Linked DNA regions of Mus musculus: region 1 is linked to region 2. A link is a loop called in an ENCODE intact Hi-C map of the cell type or tissue named here. Cell type or tissue: gastrocnemius. All regions are shown on one strand.

Region 1 (5,000 bases), 260 kb after region 2:
ATAGTGAGAGCAAGCGGAGGACCACTAGGCCATAGTGGTAGGCACTTCCATCAAGAGCATGTAAAAATATTTTCACATGTGTGCAATGTGTACAAAGATGGCATAGGCATGTACACATACCTATTTGCAATGAACAAACATAAATGAACAAGTGCATGCACATACACATACAACACAAAATTCACTTGAGAAGATACACACATACATACAGACATACATATATAATAAGTTTATGAGTGTGCATGTTCATACATATCATAGATTCCATTCATGAATATATGTATACACATGTGTACACAGATATGTGTTAACATGTGAGCATATATATATACATCTAGATAACACATGTGTGCATATATACATGTGTGCATAAATATGCCCTCTTCAGAATATATACACAAACATATGCACATCATATGTACATTAACTCACAATTACATGCATATACACTTACGTTTACATGTGGTAGATGTGATCTATATATACACATGTGTAAAACTGGTATATACACATAAGCATGTCTATGTGTCCCACATGTTTGTGTAACACTTGTATACACATCTGTGTGACATGAATACATGTATCTGTACTCACACATTCACACATATTACAGCCTACTTCCCCCCATGGGTCCTGCATCTTGCTTCCTCCACACACCATCTTCTGCCTTATGCAGACTAGGCCCATTCAGTTCTTAAGGTCCCCATTCACAGAGGCTGTGGACAGTGTATTGACCAGCCCATGGTGGTCATCAGACTTCTGACAACAATTTCTGATGAACTTGTAGATGGCAAAGCAGGGGATGGAGAGGCAGGGTACTCCAGCCACAGTGACCACAACTGCATACACCCAGTTGGGGTATGGAATCTTCTGAGATTTCGGGAACTCCTCCTGGGGAGAGAACCACAGGTAACACATGTGGAAAAGGCCTGACACCCCCATGATCCCACCTTTTGTTTCCCAGTGGAGCCCTTCTACTGCCCTCCCACCCTACTTCCTGCCTTCTTCCCCAACAGTTCTTTCTCCCCATCCAGACACTGTCTGGGCACTCACATAGTTAGGGTCCCAGATGCTATACATGAGCGTTTTGTTGACCTCAATCACAAAAAAGAAGAGGAAGATGACCAGCATGATCAGTGGACTGACCACTCTCCACGTGACTTGCCAGAAGATGTTGGGCTTATGGCCGATCATGAACTCGATGTCCTTGTTGAACCTGCAGCAGAAGCCAGAGTCACTGGAAGCTCATGAAGGTCAAAGACTGACCAGACTTTCTATATCTGGAAGTAGTTATCATCTTGGGGTGCTGTGCCTTAGCCTTCCCTTGATAAGGTCCTCTAATTTTGCAGGCAAAGATACCATCTGACCTTCTTGGAATCCCCACAGCACTGAGCTATGAACTCATCATCAGAGGTCTCATATCCTCACCTACTTCCTGTCATGTGACAATGAGGGCAGGGGGCCATCAGACTTTCCTCCTTCCAACTCACATAAGACTGAGCAACAGCAACCTGAAGTTAGGTGATGCACACCATTTCCTGGCCTGCTCAAAGGCAACTCTGTGGCAGAACTCGTTTATCATAGGGATTTGATGTGATCGCAATGAGGCATATAGAACTACTGGTGACTTTTCTGGGGCCCCAGCAGATTCTAGGGCTTAAATGCAGGTTTGGTGATAATCTTTGAGCAACCGGTATCGAGCCTATCACTAGTCATGTGCCCTCCTCTCGTCACATCTTTGGGCAATGACTTTCCCAGTGCTACTCAGTGGGGTGGAATTCAGACCCCTGTGCATGTGCTAGCTGCAGCCACTCCAGGTATCAGCTGATACATTCCTCATCAATGGCTCCTAGCATCATAAAAGTCACATGGCTGGCCCTGTGCTCCTCAGCCTCCACATTGCTTCCTCGGGCCTAGAGTCTGGTCTCACTCATGCTGATGTAACCTTGCCCATGTCCCCTGTGGCCTTCCACTTTTCAGTGACTTGAAAAACATTTTCCAGAATAGGATCTCTAGCAGAGGGCTAACACCAACTTAATTTTAGTGGATCGTGATGGATCGTTTTACAGGGATCACAACACAGCTTCTTTAGAAGATGTAGCTTCCTGGATCCCTGTCCAGCAATGGAAATGATGCCTTGAGAGATTGGGTCAAGCTGATAGTTGGAAGTGGCCCTTAAGAGTGGTCCTCTGTGCCTTTCTGTGCTTGAGTTCTAGAAATCTGCTGAGGCCTCCTTCCCCCTAGAAGAGCTTATGCCCACTTCCAGAAGTACTTCTGATGTAGATAGCTGCCAAGTGGATGAAGGGCATTGAGCTCCATCTTGCCTGAGGGTGTGTGATGTCCACGTCCTACAGAGCCCAAGTCCTGCCATCTTGCATGCCCCCCCTCCCTCCTCACTGCCTACTTCCATCCTGCTTTGGTTCTAGGCCCAGTGCTGATTATGGAACTCCAGACTGAACATCATATATGTGTGTGCATGTATGTATGTGTGTATGTATATGTATATATGTGTGTACATATGTGTGCATGTATACACACATATATACACATACATATAGTTTGTGTAATGAGGTGTGTCTGAATTTTCACTTGTATTTTCTTTCTCTGGCACCCAAAGTTACTACATGTCAGTTTCTAGTACACCTGTAAATTCCTGTTCTTGGACAGGAAGCAGGGGCCATTGGGAGTTCTATGTACTGTTTAGATCATGTCTAATAAGAAAGGAGGCACCACTTCATCAAGGCCAACTCTTCACCCTTTGACCTCTCTCCACCTCTTGGACCAAGTGCCAGGACGAAGCCAATGCCAGCCCGCTCCTACGAAGGAAGTCTCCACTCTCTTGTGCAATAGTGAAAGCTTTGTGCCATAGCATGCCTACTTCCCTTATGCCTACTTGGCTGGCTCAGCTTACCAAAGATTCTGTGACTCAGCTTTTCTGTTAAAGATGGCAAGTCGCCACGGAGCTACCCCTCCTACCTGTCAACTCCATACACGTAGACGACGGCAAACATCTCACAAAAGGCGATGATTAGCAGAGGAATGGAGCCAGCAAAGCTGTCCAGGAGAGAGAGCCAGTACTGGCCCGAATTCAGTGTGAAAATGAAGGCGATGAGATATGTCCCCAAGCAGATGAGGCCTGTGGCCAGACAAGGAGCAGAGCTGTGGCTACAAGGCTGCTCAACCCAGGGATACATCCACCCTTGTCATGAGGAACACAAGTGTGTCCCCCTTAGATGATAAGCTTCATACATACCTGTCAACAATTCTTTGGGCCACTTCTTAGGGGTGATATTGAGGTCCTGAAGGGGTACGACCACACCCTCCATGTTCCCAAACATGGAGGAGAGTCCCAGGCAGAAGAGCATTATAAAAAAGAGCACCGACCACAGTGGGGACACTGGCATCTTCGTGATGGCTTCCGTGAAGACAATGAAGGCCAGGCCTGTGCCCTCCACACCCTGTACCAATGCACAACACAAGGTCATCTCAGCTTTCTGTTCCTTTCTTCCCTCTTGGGGCAGCTATTGCTGTTGCCCTTCACTGCTTCCCCAGAGATTAAAGGTTAAGTCTCCTTTACTAAAGACACCATGCACTTTGGACACGGGACTCTAAAGAATCTAGCTGAATATGATCTGAAGACCTCCTTCTCAAGGAAGGAGCACCTTTCACAGTACCAAAGGTATTGAGTAAGCTGCCAAGGGAGGAAAGCAAAACAATAGCCCTCCTCAGCTGTGAACTATCACAAGGATTTCTGAAAGTTCAACAGTGGCTTTCATATCCTGGCCTCAATCAACAGCTGTTTTAACTGAACCTAAGGCCAAGTTCAGGGAAATCATGCCTGGTACTGGACCAAGCCAACTCCCTGGAATGTTGAGGTCATGGATCCAGAAGAAGAACTTGAGCTACTTTAATAAACCCACATAATTCCTAACTGCTTGCTGAGTGTCTATCCTTATAGCCACAGATAAGTATAGCCCTTATCCCTCATCAAAGAAACTTCTCTTTGAATCAGCTAGAGACTATTAACAGAAAATGACAATCAGCCAAAACACAGAGAACAGTGGATCTTGGGGTGCCCATCCCCAGTGGATGTATCTACAATACAACTATGTACCCAAGGTCCAGGGAACATTATGAAGGAGGGGACAGAAAGATTGTAAGAGACCAAGGATCAAGTAAACAGCTGTGGTATTGTGTTTTTTATGACAAGGAAGCAACACTCATAACACCTGCCTAAACAAGACCTGAAGAAAAATAACACCAGCAGACATGACAATGAGGTGGTGGAGACTGTAAATCTCACTGAGGGGAGAGGGGAAGGAGGAAAACACTCCTATACAAAGACCTATGGGCAACTAGGGAATGCTGAGAACAGGAGAATAGAATTCCCCCAAAGAAAAACCCTATCGCTGGTTATCCAATACCAAGTGACCACCCTGAAACAATATACATACAAGCCATGGTAAGTGGACTCAGCAGGCTGTGTTCATATAGCTAGGCATATATGTGTATTTATGGCAGTAACAATCAAAGAAAAAGAGACCGTGGATCTGAGGATTGAGGGGGAGCACGGGAGGGGTTGAAGGGAGGAGCAGGGAGTGTTTTGTATAATTGATTTGAGAGGCTGGAGGAATTAAGTGAGGAGAGTCATGATAGGCGAACAGTGGTTCCTTCCTCCTGCCTGGTTTTTAACTCCTGCCACTCTTGGAGGGTAAGATGCTGACTGTACAAAGACTCTCTGTATGACTCACAAAGACGAAAAGAGAATCTTCTTCCACTCCCAACACATGAGGCTTTGATGGCATGGAGATCGCTGCACCTACCTCAGAAAGGAAGCTGTTAATGTCACAGGTCTGAAACTTCAGTTGTGCATAGGCCTGGGGATTAGTGGCATTGCACCACTGTTGGTAGGCCTCAAAGTTCTCTGAAGTCACATTGCCCTCCGGCAGGTCGAACCCATTGATGAGGGTCAGGATGTTCCTGGGAATGATGAAAAGGGC
Region 2 (5,000 bases):
ACAGCCTTTTTTAACTTCCTCTGAAATACTGTATTCTGACAGTATCTGTAATTACAGAACTTGAATTTGCCAGTCTGCTAAACTACCTGATGTCCCAGAGACAGACATTTATTCTTGCTTTTATTTTAACTAATGTAGAAAGTGCTGCCCAAAGACTGTCCAGGGACACTGCTGATGCTGACAAACTTGCTCTTCCCTGTAGGCTGTTGTGCAGCAGACCCTTATAGAGAGCACAGTAGGGCTTGAAGTCTTTGTGGCCACACATGGCTTCCATTAAACTCTTCTTTGTAGTTTCTAGAACTTTAAAAAGTCCAACCACTGGGGCTATAGAAATGAACATTCTCTGCTCCTCCAGAGGACCCAAATTCAGTATCCTACATGGGATATCTCACAACTTCCTATAACATCAGCTGCAGGGGGCCTGGCACCCTCTTCTGTCTCCTGTGGTCACCCACATACATAGATCCATAAACTTAAAATAATAATAAAATATTTTTGAATGCTCAGGATCACAAGCTGCACCAGGCTTGGCTTCCATTAGCCCCTTCGGTTATTCCCAGGTATACTGTGGTAGTGGTGGTGGTGGTGGTGGTGGTGGTGGTGGTGGTGGTGGTGGTGGTTGTCAGCTTGACACAGTTAGGATCATCTGGGAGGAAGTACCTGTGCTGATCAGGAAAAGAGTGTTATGTTATTTTGGTTTTGGTTTGTTTTTTTTTTTTTTTTTTTTTTTTTTTTTTTTTTTTTTTTTTTTTTGGTTTTTCGAGACAGGGTTTCTCTGTATAGCTCTGGCTGTCCTGGAACTCACTCTGTAGACCAGGCTGGCCTCAAACTCAGAAATCCACCTGCCTCTGCCTCCCAAGTGCTGAGATTAAAGATGTGCGCCACCACGCCCGGCTGATTATGGTGTTTTATCACAGCAATATAAGCAAACTAAAGCAGATGCACACACGCGAATTTCTCTACAGAAAAATTATATAAATCTGTGCTGTCCATAGCAGTGACTGAAATTTTTTAAAAGATTTGTTTATTTTATATATGTGAGTGCACTGTCGCTGTCTTCAGACACACCGGAAGAGGACATCGGATTTCCATTACCGATGGTTGAGAGCCACCACGTGGTTGCTTGGAATTGAACTCAGGACCTTTGGAAGAGCAGTCTATGCTCTTAGCCACAGAGCCATCTCTCCAGCCTTGTGTCTGAAATATTTACTGATATCATGACTGTTTTTAAATGGGTTAAATCCACCTTGTGTCTAGTGTCTTCATAGTTCTGGAAGACCTTTGCATATAGAGGGGGTGCGTACCCCTCTGTCTTTATCCTGGATGCCACTAACGTGAGCTGCACTGTCCTGTGATGTATTAAACGTTTTGTCTTTGTAATCAAACTTCAGCTCCTTATTCTGATTTTTTTTTTCGTTATTTTGCTTCAGTCAGGGTGTCAGCCATGCCTCAGAACCCCCAGTTCTGTTCCTCTGGGTGTGGTCCAGGCACTCAGTTGAAGTGAAGAGCCTGAGTTGCTGCTGAGCTCCAAGGAGAACAAAACTCTTCTGGCATTCAGTACACTGGGGCCGTGGTAAAGACCACAGGAAAATCCCAGTGAAGATCTTCCTGGTCACTGTGGACTTTGGTACTAGCTCGGCAGTTGTTATTTCCTGGGGCACGCTGCGGCTTGAGTACTGAGTACTGGACCTCACAGTGTCTCGGGATAGCAAGGAAGGGTTTGAATATTCCTTGGGCCACTCAGGCTAGCATGCACAGAGGCTGGGAAATATAATCCATCTACCTCAAAGACTTTTTTTTTATATGAATCCTGGCGAAAAATACTTATCCAAACTTGAGGATGAATACACAGGCCAGAGGATAGGTTGTTAAAGTTTGCATGTGAGAGCCACGCTCTTTGCAACTAACCATGAAAACAAACTCCAGAGAGCCACGCTCCCAGGACCTCAAGGAGGGTGTGAGCTCCAACCTGGGAAGGTGGATCCCACCTTATAGCTTTATTGACGGACACATTCCCTTTCTCACCTTGAGAAAAGCCGATCTTCTTTCCTTATGGTTGGGTTTGTCCAACGGCTAGTTGCCAATTCAAAGGGTTCTTCTTGCAGGACATTTCTTATGATTTCTTTAGCTTCCGAGGATTTTTTCACATACTTCAAGATTCCTTCCTTCTCACACATGCTAGCCACCCTTACTGGAGGTCTTAATTGGCACGACTGTCCGGAAACAATATATCAGGGTGGCTACAGGCCAGAGGACAGGGTTTAGGGTTTGCACGTGAGGGCCATGCTCTTTGCAACTAACCATGAAAGCAAGCTCCAGAGAGCCACATTCTCAGAACCTCAAGGAAGGAGTGGGCGAGCTCAGGTTAGGAAGTGCCCTGGAAAGTGGCCCCTGCTTGCGTTGCATCTTGACCTCATGGCCACACGGTGGCAGTGTGAGCAAGGTTTTCCCCGACGACGCATGAATGTTAATTTGAGAGCTTTATTCATTCTCTAAAGATTTCATGCTGCCTTCACATTAGCACACACTAAGCCCAACAAAGAAGAATTGGGAGATAAAAGAGAGAGGGTCAGTAAACCACTCGTTTAACCCCCAAACTTGATTCGTAACACCACATAAACACAGGGGCACGATGTTCCATATGTATTTGGAACAGTACCAAAAGGCACTGTAATACCTCTGTGAGGCCAAAAAGAAAACCGCTGAACAGCAACATCATCAGGAAACACAAACACAGTACCTCATGGTGCTCTTGAAAGGGAGAATATGGATTAACTGATTTTTACAAGATATATGCATATGTATGTGGATATATGTATGTGTGTTTATATATTTGTGTGTATATATATATATTCAATTTTAACAAAATCAATATTCCCTGACCATCAAAGGGGCAAGTAGGACTCCAGAAGGAAGCTGATCTTTGTCTCGTAGTCTGTGAGGGATGAGCATGTTTGGAGGTTTGGAGATTTGGAGATCTCCCCAGAGGCTCTTCTTAGAGACTTTAAAGGAAGGCATTTAATCGCAACTCTGGATCCTCTGCCTGGGATAGCCAGATAGCTTGCCCCTTATTCCTGAGGTATTTCTATGTTCTGAACATGAGCAAGCAAATTTCCCCAGCAGGCCCACTGCACCCACTGCGTCAGAATCCCCACTCCAGGTCTAATTTAAGGCTGCTGTGACTCACAGCCGCATGGTGTCTGAGAAGGAAGCACCTCTAGGCTGGGGGGTATCCGAGGGAGGGATACCTCCATTCACCATGCACTGAAGGTGGTGCTATCTTGGGTGCAGGGACTGTGGGAAAGAACCTCATCCCCTACCTGTCACCTGCTGCATCAGGGAGAGTTGTCAGTTCTCTACTCTTGCCACTGAGCAAATCTATATGCCCACCTGACCTTTCTACTAGGCCACTGTCCTTGTTTCTTCAAAAATCCTATTAGGTTCCAGGTCTTGCGTACCATTGAGGAGAACCTGGCCTGCCAGGTTGTTCCTTTAAGCATAGTGGGACCGTCCTTGGAATGTATGGGACCCAGGCCTATGGAAAAGACATGGAGGGCCACTCCTATGGAGTTGAGAAGAATTTACTGGGCAATTCGGAGGACAATGTCCTCTAGCATTAGGAGCAGCAGCCTCAATGTCTGGCAGAGCCCTGATTTCAGCAAAGAAAACAATATAGAACTCCATCTACCTGACAGTGCGGCTTTCCCAGCCCTCCATCACCCACGTAAACCTCACTGCTCACCTAGAGCCCCTGCTTCATTATGACCTGGGTTATAGGTGAGTGACAGCTCATGTGCCCGTGAGGGTGACCTTACCAAGGGAAAGAGTCTCAGAAAAGTAACCGTTAAAAATGAAATTCTCAGAAAACCCTGATCCAGCGTCCTTTTGGCAAGGTAGGGGGTGGTTGGAGGTAAACCTATAGAAAGAAGAAAAGGAGAACAAACACCGAACCTGGTCACATTGAATCATTGTCATAGGAGGGCAGGAAGATCCTCCCTCCCCCTCAAAAGGTGTAACATCCGTCCTGGCCTCAGATTCAGAGTTCTAGAGAAAGTAGTCTCATTGGGTCAGCTGCCAAGTTTATGGACCCAGGAAGCCCTGCCTGAAATTGGTCAAAGCAAGAGACTATCGTGGGTAGATAGGTGCATAGCACCTAAGCAATGCAAGGCTGACTGACACACCTGATGCTCATCCTATAAGATCTCTTTATACAATACTAACCCTTGAGAGTCCCAAAAGCACCTGCGTTAGAAGAATAGTGACTACAGACGTCAACACATTTAAACTAAAACAGGCTGTGTGAAAAGGAAAGGACACTCATAGAACCATAGCACTTTTGGATAAAAATCCCAGTGTCTGAGGTAGGCTATCTTCGGATGACATGTTGGCTAGTGAGACCCTCTAGGCTCCACAAACCATAAAACTATGGCCACTGCTGTTGGTCACATTCAAGAATTAGACTACAAGCCCTCATTGCTGAAGATTTAACTACAATCTTTGGCTGAAAGACTTGTTAAAATCAGTCTAGGACTTCCTCCCTACTAACTTGCCTTTATAGTCGTAAGAGGTAGCATACAGGCTGCTGGCAGGAAATCATCACTAGCAGTAGATACATATTAATAGAGTGTGATAAGGGGCTGGAGAGGTGGCTCAGTGTTTAAGAGCACTGCTGCTCTTGAAGAGGATCTGGGTTCAGTTCTAAGAACCTACATGGAGGCTCACAACCATCTGTAACTCCAATTCCAGGGAATCCCTCTTCATCTATGTATGCCATGCGCAACAAGCATGCACATGGTATACACACACACACACACACACACACACACGCAGGCAAAACACTCATATACATATGAGAGAGAGAAAGAGAGAGAGAGAGAGAATTTTTAAAAACTCAACTCTAGGTTTGGATGTCAGCTCTCTACTCAACAGAGAGAACACCTGTCTGCATCCACAATCAGAAAGTACTTGCAGAGTACAGTCTTTCCCAAGCGTACCAGCCA

Evidence for each region. Hi-C counts contacts between places; a loop is a spot of excess contacts. Peaks named below come from ENCODE experiments on the same cell type or tissue, not always from the same donor. Only the 100,000 strongest peaks of a DNase experiment are listed, where the experiment ranks them.
Region 1: a loop joins it to region 2, with 2.0 times the contacts of the local background. A loop is called at or near these places in 8 of 42 quality-filtered maps.

The regions. Positions count from the first base shown.
Region 1 is chr13:73,680,942-73,685,941 of GRCm38, forward strand. Slc6a19 (solute carrier family 6 (neurotransmitter transporter), member 19) reads right to left here. Exons shown (of 12, transcript NM_028878.4): 8 at 4,824-4,980; 9 at 3,254-3,458; 10 at 2,977-3,136; 11 at 1,054-1,216; 12 at 1-891. The coding sequence ends at 688. Among named protein-coding and RNA genes, the nearest start is that of Slc6a18, 5.4 kb to the left of the region's middle. In gastrocnemius, no CTCF peak of the experiment used is centred here; a DNase peak (open chromatin) is centred at 2,994.
Region 2 is chr13:73,423,606-73,428,605 of GRCm38, forward strand. No RefSeq gene overlaps it. Among named protein-coding and RNA genes, the nearest start is that of Lpcat1, 41 kb to the right of the region's middle. In gastrocnemius, a CTCF peak has its summit at 2,415 (motif pointing right); a DNase peak (open chromatin) is centred at 2,414; H3K4me3 peaks cover 261 bases.